Linked DNA regions of Homo sapiens: region 2 is linked to region 1. The links are chromatin loops, found by intact Hi-C in ENCODE. Cell type or tissue: Caco-2. All regions are shown on one strand. Each heading gives the region's core, and the rest is flanking DNA. Links, peaks and the distances in the headings are about the cores only. Region 1 holds the start of CXCR6 (C-X-C motif chemokine receptor 6). Region 2 overlaps CCR5AS (CCR5 antisense RNA).

Region 1 (2,500 bases), core at 1-2,500:
ACAAATGACTCACCAGCAGAGATGCTTTGCCAGTTTGTTCCAGAGATGAGCTTGCTCATGAAGCAAGGTCTGCCTCTACTTCTGTGATGTGGTTCATGTTTCCGCTGAACATTTTTTAAGAGCCCTCAGCTGGTTACTATAAGAGACCCACCCCCTACTCCCGTCCTTCAGATCAGAATCCATATGACCAACCCGCCCCTGTGTAACGCGTGGGTCAGAGATGGATGGGTGACTGATACCCCACACTCCCTTCATTCTGCTTTGGGGCTGATTCTTCTGTCAGGGCCTGACGAGCTTTATTCGTAAACTAAAGGGGAACAATAAGGAGGTTTGGCTCTGGCCATCCACCGAAGATGGTGGCATTTGTACCTTAAAATTACTTAATTCACTAGTCAGACATCTTTTTGGAACAGTTAGGGTCTGGGCCAATGCTGAGTCCATGGTATGGGCTGGGTTCTGCGTGCATATGCAGCTCCAGCATATGTGATAGCTGTTAAGCCCCATAGCAGCCCTGCAGTGGATATTATCCTGCCTTTATAGATGAGAACACTGAGGACCATAGCCAAAATAACAAGCCCTGGTGCACACAGCTAGAAACTGGAAAATCGAAGATACACACTCAGGTATCTGTCATTACCAGACCAATCAACAGCATGATGATGGGTCTGCCAGAGGGCCTGGTGCAGCCCCACCTCCTAAGCCCACACCACTCAGGCACTCAGCAGGCAGTGCCCACCCACCCTGCGTAGGCTGGCTGGAATCATCTGGTTTCCTTGGGCTGCCCTCTGTACTCCTGGAATTCCCCAGATGTTGACTACTTTGATCTCAGTACAGTTCTAGTTGTCAGTCTCCATGATCTAACATTACTGACCCTTCTGGGAAATAACGCTGGAAGGCAGGAATTGGAGGCATGTCAGCCTGGGTCACATGCCCCAGTGCCTTGTAGTGGAGAGGGTACTAGGGAGAGGCATGGACTCGATGTCTGCTTTCCCAGAAGCAGCTGCCTTCTTGTGGAGGTGCCTGGCCTGCCTTCTCTGGCTCTGCACTCCCATTCAGGCTGCTTCTCTCCAATGCTGTTGCTCTCTCCCACCTGCTAGGCAAACCTTCTCATGTGGCTCTTCCTAAGGGCAAATGTCAAGCATTGGGAGCAGGGACCAGGAGCAGCCTCAGGATCCAGAGACTAACACTCATTTCTACCGCAAGCCTGGCCCTATGCTGGATGCTTCTATGTACAGCCATCTAATCCTAGTCACGTACAGATAGGCAAACAGAAGATTAGAGAGATTAGCCCACTTGCCCAAGAACACACATCCCTGGCAGTCACCCAGGACTGTCAGGCTGCAAAGCCAGTGCTTCCTGCCCTGCTCTGAGTATGGAGCTGTGCCAGGGGGCCCTGATAAAAGATCTGAAGACCTCTAGTAGGTTTGCAGGCCTTTTTGAATGAATTCGTTCAGACTGTCCTTTCTACCAAACTGGTACAAATGAGTGAGGTGTTCCTTATGGGCATGAACCATGAGGCCGCATAGACTACATACCGATGGACAGATGGATGTAGGGAATGGTGGACAAATGAATAAAGGAACAGACTGAGCCAAATATGCACCTGTCTTCCTGAAAGAGAACTTTCAAGGCAGGGTGGCAATTTAATGTAACCCTGCCTGACATTTAGGAATCTTTAAGCTTTGAGAGCTGAGTTTTACCCAGGGACAACCAACCATGCCATTCAAGACAGGTCCATAGGGCAGTGTTAGAATGGCCTGAGCCTTGTCAAGCACCCTTGGCCATGCTTTTCTCAGCAAGCCTTTCTACTCCATGGGGAAAAACAAGCCAGCACCTGGGGCCCTCCATGACTGTGTGTACATGTCAATATGGGGATATGTGTATTTGAGAAAGCATGGCTTGTTTATCGTGGCCATTCTTTAATAGAAACTTCTCTATAGTACAAAAGACTTTCACCTAAATTTGAGGAGCTGAGCCACTTGCAGGTTTGGGGCTAAAATTTTATTTTAATCACTTTACAAAATGCCGTTTACTATCTGCCAATTTATAGTGTTAATTGTTTTAAGGGCATTACTTTTATTTGAAACAAAACTTTGAACTTCCTAAGGGTGGGAACCCAATCATATATGTCTTAGATTTCCCCAGAAATACCTAAACATTTTCTAAATAAAATTGAGGGAAGAGTAAAAAGGAAGTGGCAGACATACCTGCTGCAGATTTATCTTGGAAGTCAGACTGTTGGCCTGCTCTCCTTACCTGAAGACCTGGCAGAGCTGTTATCAGTTCCAGGATTCAGGGATGAGACATTTACAGTTGTTGGCAAGGCATTGGTGGATGATGGGCTGTGATCCACAGAAAAGTAGCCTAACCAGCCAGGCGTGGCAGTGGGCACTTATAGTCCCAGTACTCAAGAGGCTAAGATGAGAGGATCATTGAAGCCAGGAGTTTGAGGCCAGCCTGGGCAACATAGCCGGCAGACCTGTACCCCTGCAAGTCACCA
Region 2 (13,198 bases), core at 8,898-11,397, 440 kb before region 1:
GCATTTCTCTTTCCTCCAAAACTGCTGAGGCCTTGACTTACTCACTGCTGAGAAAGGAGAACTCTGTATATTTTTAAATGAAGAGTGTTGTTTTTACCTAAATCAATCTGGCCTGGCATATGACAACATAAAAAAAACTCAAGGATGGAGACCAAAAACTCACCAACCAAGCAAATAATTATGCTGAACCCCCTTGGGCACTCTCTAATTGGATGTCCTGGGTCCTCCCAGTTCTTAGTCCTTTAATGCCTGTTTTTCTCCTTCTCTTATTCAGACCTTGTGTCTTCCGTTTAGTTTCTCAATTCATACAAAACTGCATCCAGGCCATTACCAATCATTCTATATGAGAATTGCTCTTTCTAACAACCCCACAATATCACCCCTTACCACAAAATCTTTCTTCAGTTTAATCTCTCCCACTCTCTAGGTTCCTGTGTCACCCCTAATCCTGCTTGAAGCAGCCCTGAGAAACATCACCCATTATCTCTCCATACCACCCCCAAAAATTTTCGCTGCCCCAACATTTCATCACTATTTTGTTTTGTTTTTCTTATTAATATAAGAAGACAGGAATGTCAGGCCTCTGAGCCCGAGCTAAGCCATCATATCCCCTGTGACCTGCGCTTATACATCCAGATGGCCTGAAGCAACTGAAGAACCACAAAGAAGTGAAAATACCCAGTTCCTGCCTTAACTGATGACATTCCACCATTGTAATTTGTTCCTGCCCCACCCTAACTGATCAGTTGACCTTGTGACATTCCTTCTCCTGGACAATAAATCTCAGGAGCTCCCCACTGAGCACCTTGTGACCCCCGCCTGTACCCGCAAGAGGACAACCCCCTTTAACTGTAATTTTCCACTACCTACACAAATCCTATAAAACCGCCCCATCCCTATCTCCCTTTGCTGACTCTTTTTTCAGACTCAGTCTGCCTGCACCCACATGATTAAAAAGCTTAATTGCTCACACAAAGCCTGTTTGGTGGTCTCTTAACATGAATGCACGTAACACAACCACCTTCAGGGCTCAAGAAATCCTCCTTCTCTGCCTCCTGAGTAGCTGGGACTGCAGGTGCACACCACCACCCCCAGTTAATTTTTGTATTTTTTGTAGAGACGGGGTTTTGCCATGTTGCTCAGGCTGGTCTTGAACTCTTGAGCTCAAGCAATCCACTTGCCTCTAGCACCTAAAGTGTGGAGGGAGAACTACTTCATTCTGAGAATGTGGGAAAAGTGGGGACTTTGTGTCCATGTTACTTCAGGCACAAGTTGCAAGAAGAAGAGGATGGCTCAGGTTTGCCTAGCAATAAAGGACAGTGCTGGAAGACTGGTGGCATTGGTCATAGGAAAGAAGGAACTACCGGACATGTGGACTTGGAAAACACATGACCCAGGGCAGTTCTGTGATGGGACATCTTCCTTGGATGGTCATGGGTCTCCTTTCCAGGGCACTGCGTCTGTAGGGCTGCATCATGCTCACGATTTCTGGAAGCTAGGATCCGATTGACTCATCTTGGGTAGTACACACTTAGAATTCATAGTAGGAAGGGGGTATCTTTCATTTGTGTCCACCACAATGGTCCTTGAAGAAAGCTCTTTTTCCTCCACTTCCCTTATCTCTTCTCTCTTCTCTTCTTTTCTCTTTTCTTTCTTTATCTCTCTCTCAATTTTATTATGAAAATATTCAAATATTACATGGGCAGAAAATAGTATTAATATGTTAAATCTCCATATTCCCATCACTCAGTTTTAACAATTACAAACATATGACCAACACTGTTTCCTCTATGCTCCTCTCCCTTCCCTCTGCCTCTCACCCCACTGGATTATTTTAAAAAGAGTCTAAACATCATATAACTTAATCCACTAGTATTTTAGAGTGTATCCTTAAGAGATAAGGACTCTTTAGAAATAGCTACAAAAGCATTATTGTACCCCAAATTAAAGCATAATTAACATAATATTATATCTAGTCAGTGTTCAAATTTCTCCAGTTTTCTCAAAGATGTGCTTTCTCATTGGTTTGTTCTAACCTGGACATAAACAAGACCAGTGCTCTGCATTGCACTGTTAATGTGCAACAATTCCTTTCCCCCTGTCCCACCTTGGCCCCACCTTTTCCTGTAGAACTTTCTATATTCTGGATTTGGCTGGCTGTCTACCCTTGCTTTCTCACCATCTCACTGTCTCTGCCATAGTCCAGGCCTGGTCAGGCAGGGAGCTTGTGATTCCTCCTGCCCCTTCTCTGAGTCACTTCCCTTTGGTCTATGGACAGAAGGCTTTTTCTGAAAAAGCAAGTCTGATCATGCTGATACCAGTGGATTAGGGGAGGTCCCTAAACACTGGTGAGACGTTGACTGCACCTGGTGTCCAGGCTGTTGACGCTGTCACAAGAAGGAATTCAAGGACGAGTCAGAGAAAAGTGAAAGTAGAGAGATTTATTGCAGAGCAAAATGCACACACTCAAGAAATGGGAGTGTGGTCGGGTGGGGTGGCTCATTCCTGTAATCCTAGCACTTTGGAAGGTGGAGGCAGGCTGATCACCTGAGTCCAGGAGTTCAAGACCAGCCTGGGGAACATGGCAAGACCCTGTCTCTACAAAAAAAAATACAAAATATTAGCCAGGTGTGGTGGTGCACGTCTGTCCTCCCAGCTACTTGGGGGGCTGAGGTTGGAGGATTGCTTGAGCCTGGGAGGCAGAGGTTGCAGCGAGCCAACAAAGTGAGACCCTGTCTCAAAAATAAAATAAAATATGGTGAAACCCCATCTCTACTGAAAATACAAAAAATTAGCTAGGCGTTGTGGTGGGCGCCTGTAGTCCCTGCTGCTCAGGAGGCTGAGGCAGGAGAATGGCCTGAACCCTGGAGGCAGAGCTTGCAGTGAGCTGAGACTGCGCCACTGCACTCCAGCCTGGGTGACAGAACCAGACTCCATCTAAAAAATAAATAAATAAATAATAAATAAATAAATAAATAATAAAGGGAAGTGCAGGCATACTCAAGAGAGAGAGAGTTGCGCCCAGTAGGGTTTGGGGCTTCTACATTATGGGTTTCTTTAACCAAAGGATGGAATATTCATGAAGTTTCCTGAAAAAGGTAAAGATTTCTCAGAGCTGTGGTGCCACCCATTTTTACACCAAACATGAGTGTTCCAGGAAATGGAATGGCCCTGGTGGGTGTGTGATTTGGTATGTTATTGAGCATATAATGAGGTTCCAGGCAAAACCTAGGAGAAACTCAGCACCATATTGGATCCAGTTGCTTTTAACCAGCCTTGGCTCACACCCTGGTTCTCAGGTTCTTATTGACCCCTGGATTATGCAGCTATTTCAACAGTTTCCTTTTTTACTAGTCAAACTGCTGCCTGGAATCTTCCATTCTCCTGTGACCACCCTTATTATTCCTGTCTCAATACTACCATCTTGTTTAACACAGTTAGGGGGTGCCTGTGGCCTGTAGAATAAAAACTACACTTGACAGCTTGACATAGACATTGCAAACAGTAAGCATTCAATAAATGCTGAATTAACACGTGAATGGGGACTGTGGAGTGATAAATAGCTAATGCACTCGGGTACTGTGCTGGGGAGACTCCTTGTTCCCCTTCACCATATGCTTTGCTTCTGCTCCAGTGGAGGGCAGAGCAGAGGGGAGGGCTAGAAGGAGTACCTCCCAATCTTCTTGTCACTCCATACTGCCCACTGCTCCTGATCTCCTGCAGGAGGAATGCATGCACGCAGCCAGACACACACACCCACACTCACACCAGTGTCTGTCTGTCTGTCTATCTATCTATCTATCTATCTATCTATCTATCTATCTATCTATCTATCTATCTATCATCTATGTACCCTATCCATCTATCTACCTATCTATCATCTATCTCAAGTCAGCTGTGCTACTTTAGGCACCTGGACTATACCTTGCTTTATTTCACCTCTGCACATTTGCATAAGAGTTCCTACTCCTATGCTCCACTCAGTAGCTTCTAACTAATCCTTATTCAACTGCAGCAATGCTCTCTAGGATTTTTTCCTCCAGACCCCCATCCTTGGATTGGATAACTCATCCTCATCTGGCTCTCAGAGCCTTATCCCGACACTGTTCACAGTAACATAGGCATTAAAAAGAAATTTTTTTCTTTTTAACCTTGGTAAGGTTTTCCTTTTAATGAAAAGCAGCCCCCAAATCATTTCTTTTCTAGCAAAGAGCAACCTGTAAAATTGGGCTGCAGACATAGATAAGCAATCTGGAAGCTTGCAAGAGTGAATGCCGGCAGCTGTGCCAATAGGAAAAGACTATCTGGGGGCCAGGCATGTTCAACATGGATTCTTCATCTTCCCTTTTCTTTGTCAACCACGTGTACAGTAAGGAACAGACAACATGGCACCAGCCAGGTATAGACCCCGTCTGCGTAATAAAAGATTAGGATGGGATGGCCAGCTTCTTTGTATGCTATGTAAACATCACACCTGGTCTGACCAATCTCTCGGGTCCTAAGTAAATCAGACACCACTTCCTCAAGCTCGTCTATAAAATGCCTTGCATTTCACCACAAAACAGGAAGATCCACTCAGGTGCCCCTCTCTCTGTGCAGGCAAGAGAGCTATTCTTTTTTCTCTTTCTTTTGCCTATTAAACCTCTGCTCTTAAACTCACTTCTTGTGTGCCTGAGTCCTTGATTCCCTTGGCGTGAGACCACAAACCTCAGGTATTCACCCCAGACAATGATGCCACTTCAACAGTACTTTTCAAACTTTGCCTTTTTGCTTGCTTTTCTCTCTAAATAGTGAATTTCATAAGGACAGGGACTCTCTTTCATGGCATGAGTTGGCATCTGGCACATAGCTGGCCCTCCTTCAATGTTTGCTGAATCAATGAATGAATGCTGAATGTTGAGCTGCAGATGGTTAGTGCACAACTGAACTAGAGGGGAAGTAAGAACCCCCTTAGGGGTTTCTTTTGTTTCTGTTTCTGCTTGAAGGAGGACAGAAGCTCTGCCCAGTTTCCTCTCCTTCTCAGAGGACGGCTGGAGGAAACACTTCCCATCCCTCTCTTACCCCTGGCCATCCCTGGCCTCCACAGTAGGAGAGTGGCGGTGGGGTTTATTGGTTGCTCTCCTTTGCATAGGCACAGCTGAGGATGAGGGCCCCGGAAGTAGACTGAGGCGCGTGGTATGAAATCCTACTTGTTTCCTGTGCCTAAGCCACCCCTGCCCATGGGGCTTTGCCAGAACTTCTCATTGGGTTTTGCTTACCTAGCTCTTAACACGTTAATTCCTACTTGCTCTTCCTTGAGTGTAAGCTTCTGTCAGAGTCCAGAAGGAAGGGGTGGGGAATTGGCCTGCTGCCCTCACTCTCTCAGTTTGCTTTGAGCTATGGAGTCTACATCTGACCAGAATTATTGGTAGCAGGTTAATCCACCCTAAAAGGCTTTCAAAAGGAGCTACAGAAGACCAAGCAAATTGAACACAGTGCCATAAAGTTGTGAGGCCCTTTCCATCCATTACTTACAAAATCATGCTGTTGATTTCATACCCATGAGCCCCTGGCTGACTCTGGTCGGCCAGTGCTTCTCTCTCACTGCAGAGAGTGAGCTGGATTGCCCGCTATGTCTAAGTGCACTGTTTGGGGGAGCACATCCTAATCTGAAGAAGAAATAGCCATTATTAGCAAATTATTAAAGTGGCTAACTGTTACCAGAGCTTTTATGTGCCAGGCACTGTGTTAAGCCCTCAACATGCAATTTCTCATTTATCCTCTGAACAAACCTGTAAGGCAGATACTATTATTAGCCCCAATTACAGATTAGAAAGCTGAGGCTTGGAAACAGTAAGCAACTTGCATAGTAATTCAAATCTAGGAAACACTGATGCCAAAGTTCAAATTATATTAATATTTATTATTTATAATATGCCAGACTCACACTGTCTCCTACAGTAGCCATTGGCCACATTTAAATTAAATCATGGAAAACATTCAGTTCCTCAGTCACACTGGCCACATTTCACCCTGGCCTGGTGGCTACCATTTTGGATGATGCAGATACAAAGCATTCCCGTCATTACAAAAAAATTATATTGGATCTCCCTGGTCTAGATAATTTATACCCCAACACAACCCTGTCAGGTTGCTATTAGTAATGAAGCAGCATCATTTGTATGGGGTAATACACAAGGTTCGTTGCCTCATGCCAAGGAAATCAAGGATGCTAACACATGAGCAGTGAGTTTAAGAGCGGAAGTGTAATAGGCAAAAGAGAAAAGGTCTCTCGTGCAGGAGGGGGTTCCGAGTGGATCTCCCAGTTTCACGGTAAAATGCATGGGGTTTTATAGACTAACTTGAGGAGGCGGTGTCTGATTTACACAGGGCCCAAAAGACTGGTTGGACCAGGTATGCCATTTACATAGCACGGGAAGAAGCTGGCCATCTCACCCTAATCTTTTATTATGCAGAAGGGTTCTCTACCTGGCCCGTGCCATGTTGCCTGTTCCTTTACTGTACACTTGGTTGACAAAGAAAAGGGAAGATGGAGAATCCATGTTGAACATGCCTGGCCCCCAGATAGCCTTTTCCTATTGGCACAGCTGCCGGCATTCACCCGTGCAAGCTTCCAGCTTGCTTATCTATGTCTGCAGCTCAATTTTACAGGCTTCTCTTTGTTAGCAAACAAATGATTTTGGGGCTGCTTTTTGTTAAAAGGCAAATCTTACCGAGGACTCTCTGACCCTCACTAACCACCTAAATAATTTCTTTTTAGCTCCTGTATCAGTAACACCCCAAATTACTACTGGAAATCCTTTTAGATCCTGAGAGCCAGAGACGTTAAGTCACTTGCCCAAGCTCCCACAGCCCCAAGGCTGGAACTCGAGTCAGTCTGACTTTCAAGTCCCTGCCCTCTTCTCTGCTGGGCTCTGCTTTTTGGCACAGGAAGATTGAGTTAGCCAATCAACAGAGTCCTTATTTGATTATATGTCAGGAAACCATTAGGATTCTCCTAAAAAGGATTTTTGAATAGTCTTTGGTAATGGCAGTAAACCTAAGTAGAGGAATTTTAAAGTGAACATAGACAATATTGAAATTCTCCCATTAGTTTCTTATTTTTAATCTTAATTACATTTTATTATATTCAGCGGTATGCAGTTTCAAAAGGAGGAATTGTCTTGACTCAAAACCAAAAAGATTAAGTTATCAGATATCTGCTCTTCAGTAAATAGTAGGAGGTGTTTGTGTGTGTGTACATGTGTTTAAACCATATGCCAGGATGTATAAGAGTTGACAATTTAAATCTAAATTCTAATTCTCTGCAGAATTATCATTGCCTGATCAGGGCTGGCATGAGTTCCCAGTTCTTCAGGAATAATGCTTTCATGGAAAGAGTTAAGAAGGATGGCTCACTGCAGGGATAAGGAAATGGGGGGAGAAGAATCCTTTAGCCACATAAGCAAAATCTATATTTATTTGAGAAACATCTCAGACAGGCCCTTTTCTATACAAGAGACTTCTTCTCTATTGAATTTGAAGTTGCCAAGCTCAGCATGGGCGCCAGACATCCCACTTCTGTTTACTTTTCACTTGGAAAGGAAGGGTGAAAACATAACCCAAAACCAAAAATGAAAGTGAAATACTTGGAGCCTCAAATACAGATCTTTGGTATTGCCAATGAAGTCTAGATTCACATGCTTTAAAAAAACCAGCTTGGGGAATGTTCTGTTATGAAAGTTGAGACTCTTCCTGGTGCACATGCCACCCCAGGCCAGGCAAAGTCTTGCTCAGACAACAGCCCTTGCTGTCAGTCCAACAGGCTTTAGGCAGTATTTCTCAGACTTGGCTACACTTAGAATCACCTGGGGAGCTTCTACAGTGGGGAACCACAGGGCAGCAATGCAGGCAGATCGAATCAGAACTATTTGAGGTTGGATTTAACCTCACTATTTGTAAAACTCCCTGAGTGACTCCAATATGTTGGCTTTTGTGAATTTATTAGCACACAGGTGCTGATCGTGAAGGGAGTCACGAGTGCTCCTACTTTCCCTACTCAAAGGCTCATCGCTGGCGTGCCACTGGGAAGCACCATCAAAACATGCCGCTGTTGGAGCCCACTCCAGACCCACGACATCAGAGTCTCTGGGGCTTAGGGCAGGCAATGCTCTTCATTTATAAAGCAAAGGGGTTGGGCTCACTGGTCCTCAACAACCTTTTTGTTTTCAAACCATAGGATTCCATAAGAGGGTTTGATGTAAACGAGGTGATAATGTAACTGAGTATTCCCTTTTTTCTAAGTAAAAGGGAATAAGTTACAATTATTTTTTAAATTATTTTCTCTTTTCTCCTTTCCTCTTGTACCCCACTTTCTACTTAGCCCTTTAGAAATGCAAATCTCACCTTTTACTTCCCCTTCACCAGACATTCTTTACAGGGCAAGTTCATCTAACTATATGCTCCAAGACAGAACTTTCTAGAGAGTTAACAGCTGATTTACAGACCAAAGCATGATCTCCATGGAACTCTCACCCTTCAGGGGGTTGCCATGGAACTCACCCTCCAGAAAGGCAGGTTGAAGGCATGCCCACTATCCACTCCCACCTAGAGAGTTTTAGGCCACTTTTTCAACTTATTTCTGCCTATGAAAGTGCCAATTCAACTGCCTGGATAGATCAGGCACCATGCCAGTGTGCAGACCCCCTGCCCTTGCTCACTTCCTCCCCTGCCTTTTCAAAGTGCCTGCTTTCTGCTCCAAAAGCAAAGCAGTGCATTTACTATTTATTTATTTATTTATTTATTTATTTATTTATTTATTTTGAGACAGAGTCTCACTCTGTCACCCAGGCTGGAGTGCAGTGGCTAGATGTCAGCTCACTGCAACTTCCACCTCCCAGGTTCAAGCGATTCTCCTGCCTCAGCCTCCCGAGTAGCTGGGATTACAAGCACCCGCCACCACGTCTGGCTAATTTTTTGTATTTTTAGTAGAGGCAGGGGTTTCACTATATTGGCCAGGCCGGTCTTGAACTCCTGACCTTAAGTGATCTGCCCTCCTCGGTCTCCCAAAGTGCTGGGATTACAGGTGTGAGCCACCACGCCTGGCGAAGCAGTGCATTTAGAGGCAGGAGGCTGCACCTCTTCCCTGAAGGAGGTTTGGAATAAATCATTTTCTTTATATCTGACCTCGCTCTTGTTAATTGGATTCTGCAAGCAATGAGTGACTAATCTGCGGTTCAGTTACAATAACAATAATAGAGAAAGGAGAGTGCGAATGATAAAGAAATTTACCATGGTGTATATGTGCCACATTTTCTTAATCCAGTCTATCATTGTTGGACATTTGGGTTGGTTCCAAGTCTTTGCTATGTTCATGTCCTTTGTAGGGACATGGATGAAATTGGAAACCATCATTCTCAGTAAACTATCGCAAGAACAAAAAACCAAACACCGCATATTCTCACTCATAGGTGGGAATTGAACAATGAGATCACATGGACATAGGAAGGGGAATATCACACTTTGGGGACTGTGGTGGGGTGGGGGGAGGGGGGAGGGATAGCATTGGGAGATATACCTAATGCTAGATGACGAGTTAGTGGGTGCAGCGCACCAGCATGGCACATGTATACATATGTAACTAACCTGCACAATGTGCACATGTACCCTAAAACTTAAAGTATAATAAAAAAAATAGAAGTAAAAAAAAAAAAAAAAAGAAATTTACCAACATCAAATCACATTTGATTATTTCAAACACTTGGTACCCACAATCATCAGATATACAGGATTATAGAGAGAAACAAGGGAGGAGCTTGAAGCATTTTATGCAATATGAAAAATGCTTAGTCACAAAACATTTTCTGATCTTGTTGCAAGCTCATGAGAGCAGCACACTGCAGAGATTGGTCTGGGTGTTGGAACCTTCATTCCACGACAGGCATCAACCTGTACCCCGAATGGAGACTCCTCTCGGTTTTCAGAAATGATGAATGTGAGCTGTGCACTACCTACCCTGAGCCGCTGTGGAAATACCTCTTTTTCACAACTGGGATGGTGCCGGCAGAGACAAACATTAAAGAGCTGAATGTGAAAAGCCTCCTCGTGTGTCTTCTCCATGGCCAAGTCTGGAAGTTGAACACCCTTGCTGGTTTGCCAATGTGGCCTCGCGGGGGCAGTATGACCCAAGGCTTGCCATGGCTTCCTAGCTTGTAAAAGATTCACACTCTTCCATGAATGCTTTAAAAAAACTAGTGACCACCCAGAGAAACAAAAATAAGTCCCCAAAACATGACAGAATCACAATGACACAAAACGGATTATCAAACCACGTAGTAACAATAAGGAGGCAAATAGAAGTCAGTCTTGTAAAATTGCTTATAGAAAATTAGGAAGGAAATATATATTATATGCATGCATATTAATATAAAGATATATGTCATATGACAATATATATTAATTATATAAAAATATGTATTTGTATACAGAATCTTAAATATTAAGGGTTGACTCTGTTTTGGAAAAATACAAGCAACTTTTACAGTGAATTTTATTTCAAAGTATAGGAGCTATCGAAATGTTTTCACGTTTTTGCCTCTTCTGTTCAGCCTTATCCCCGAGGGTTGTGGAAAATCTCCACGTACTCTGACAATAAGTAAGTGGATGTGTTAACAAGCTACAAGGAACTGCAGTTAGAAAGTTCATGATTTGTTGGCCGGGCACAGTGGCTCATGCCTGTAATCCCAGCACTTCGGTGGGAGGCCGAGGCGGGCAGATCACGAGGTCAGGAGATCGAGAGCATCCTGGCTAATACGGTGAAACCCTGTCTCTACTAAAAATACAAAAAATTACCCAGGCGTGGTGGTGCATGCCTGTAGTCCCAGCTACTCAGGAGGCTGAGGCAGGAGAATTGCTTGAACCCGGGAGGCAGTGGTTGCAGTGAGCCGAGATCGCACCATTGCACTCCAGCCTGGGCAACAGAGCGAGACTCCATCTCAAAAAAAAAAAGGAAAGTTCATGATTTGTTTTCTGGTTCACATTTCTGCTTCTAGCCCCCAGGGTAGTTGGTGGTAATTCTTATGTTTTCATTATAAGTGTTAACACTTGAGCAGTTATGTTTGCATTTGGAGCTCTATCTCTCCCCGTGATAGAAAATAAATGATTTGTAAATTTAATCATAACAGTTGAAATGCCATTGCATCTTAATTTATTCAGAGCGATTTAAACTAAGAACCCCTGGAGTACAAAATGTAAACAGAATCCCAGTTTATGAATTTTCACATTACTCTTCCTAAGGACAGTCACCTCTACTTTGACTTTATCCATGGCATGCAATCTCCTCTTTGATAGAGACCTCTGGGTGGAGACAGAAGGTACGTTCACCCCAGAGTTGGTGAATAAAGTCAGATCCTGAAGGTCGTGAGTTGAAACTCCAAGGAGTAAAGGCATGGGCCTGGGGAGGTAATGGGGACGGGCTCTGGAAAGGCTGGCAACACTGCAAATAGCTTTTCTTCGTGCTAACGTTGGAAGACATTTAATAAGATGGAAAAGGAAAAACGAGCAATTGACATGACTGCATGTATGTCAGCCACAAAAGCTGATACCTTCAAACCTCCCTGCCGCACTGCCTTCCTCCTATGGGATGGATCTCCCTTCTCCATGGCCCCTTCCTTCTACCCTAACCCCAGCCCCCTCCTGCCCTTCCTTGGTTCATTCTACCTTTTACCCTAACAGATGAAAGGCAATCCTTCAAGTCTTGGTAGGGACAAGCTGCCCTTCTAGTCAGATCAAGCTGTTCTGTCTTCTGCTCATTTCATGCACCTCCAAATAGGACCACGGGCAGCTTTTGCATCTGCTGCCCATGACCTGTGCTGGGAGATGAGTGTGCAGTGACTGAAAACCAGCATGTTCAAAATGTGAACGTGACCCAGACGGGTCCCCTCCACCTGTAGCACCTGTCCTCTCTCAGGGTAAGAGACTCGTGCACATAAATCCAAATGTACATGATTGTCATGACTGCAATTAGAGCCAAGTTTTGGGGAGGGATTTTAAATGAAAGAAAAGCATCCTCATTCTCACATATGATGTGCCTACAACTCAGGGCTGCGGGTAAGTGACCAGGCCATGACGTTGCATATCTTCTTCATTTTCAAACATAGACAACTAACTTATGGCACCAATTCTCTTTTTTAAAACATGGCAATTCTTTTGAGTAGTGGAATTAAAATTTGAATTTTAAAAGTTTTCAAGTCAATTGCTCAGCAACCAGCAACCTTACTCTTAGAGGTACCATCTCTAAATACAAACTATTCTGGCAATTTGTCTCAGGAAAAGGGTCAATTTTAAAAATTATTTAAAAGAAAATACAAAAATACAATTATCTCTCTCTTTGTATACATCACACACACATGCACACACACTAAGGAAGAAAACAGCTGCTTATAAAATGCTCTGGCAGTTTTATGTGCTATTCTCTAAATGTACACTTGACTGAAAGAGCAAGAATATAATGAATTATTTTAGAAGGTGTTTTTTATTAGATGCATATTTTCTTTCAAGCAATTTGTAACTTTCACATACATAAGAATATGCAAATACTAAGATGTCAGAATGTCTTTGACTTGGCCCAGAGGGTAGGGTCCTATGCTACTGTTGCACTCTCCACAACTTAAGAGCAAAAGGAAAGACATTTCCCTTCGTTGCTTCCTGCTGACAGCCACAATGCTCACCGTTCATATTCAGAGGCTGAGAAAGTCAGTAGCACCTCTTATTATTCTGACACCTTCATTCCCTGAGTAGTTCTCACCACTTACTATTCCCTCACCTTACCTGTACTATGATGGTTTTAGCCATCCCCCAAATTCAAAACAGTCTCAAGTATGTGCACAATCATATGAGACAGAACAGAAAAAAACCTCTCTCTCTCCCTTTGAAATGAATATACCCAAACACTAAGGGGTATATTCATTTCAAAGGGAGGGAGAGACGATTTTTTCTGTTGCTTCTGGTTTGTCTGGAGAAGGCATCTGGAATAAGTACCTAAGGCGCCCCCCCCACCCCCATTCAGTCTGAAATACGGAGGCTGGTAAATTGTACTTTTGTGGGTTTTAAGGCTCAAGGCAGCTTATTTCCAAATGAATATGTCCCTTCCCCCCTTTGCCTATTGACGGTTAAATGCAGAAAATGATACCTACACTTGTGTGCACTGGGCAGGCAGCAT

Evidence for each region. Hi-C counts contacts between places; a loop is a spot of excess contacts. Peaks named below come from ENCODE experiments on the same cell type or tissue, not always from the same donor. Only the 100,000 strongest peaks of a DNase experiment are listed, where the experiment ranks them.
Region 2: a loop joins it to region 1, with 22 times the contacts of the local background. A loop is called at or near these places in 42 of 110 quality-filtered maps.

What each region holds. Positions count from the first base shown.
Region 1 is chr3:45,941,054-45,943,553 of GRCh38, reverse strand. All of the region lies in intron 14 of FYCO1 (FYVE and coiled-coil domain autophagy adaptor 1), which reads left to right. It overlaps CXCR6 (C-X-C motif chemokine receptor 6), which reads right to left and starts at 90. Exons shown (of 2, transcript NM_006564.2): 1 at 14-90. In Caco-2, for the core only: no CTCF peak of the experiment used is centred there; no DNase peak of the experiment used is centred there.
Region 2 is chr3:46,375,501-46,388,698 of GRCh38, reverse strand. All of the region lies in intron 2 of CCR5AS (CCR5 antisense RNA), which reads left to right. It overlaps CCR5 (C-C motif chemokine receptor 5), which reads right to left. Exons shown (of 2, transcript NM_001394783.1): 2 at 12,493-13,198. Among named protein-coding and RNA genes, the nearest start is that of CCR5, 11 kb to the right of the region's middle. RefSeq lists an enhancer at 7,971-8,472 and a silencer at 10,084-10,193. In Caco-2, for the core only: a CTCF peak has its summit at 10,145 (motif pointing right); a DNase peak (open chromatin) is centred at 10,138.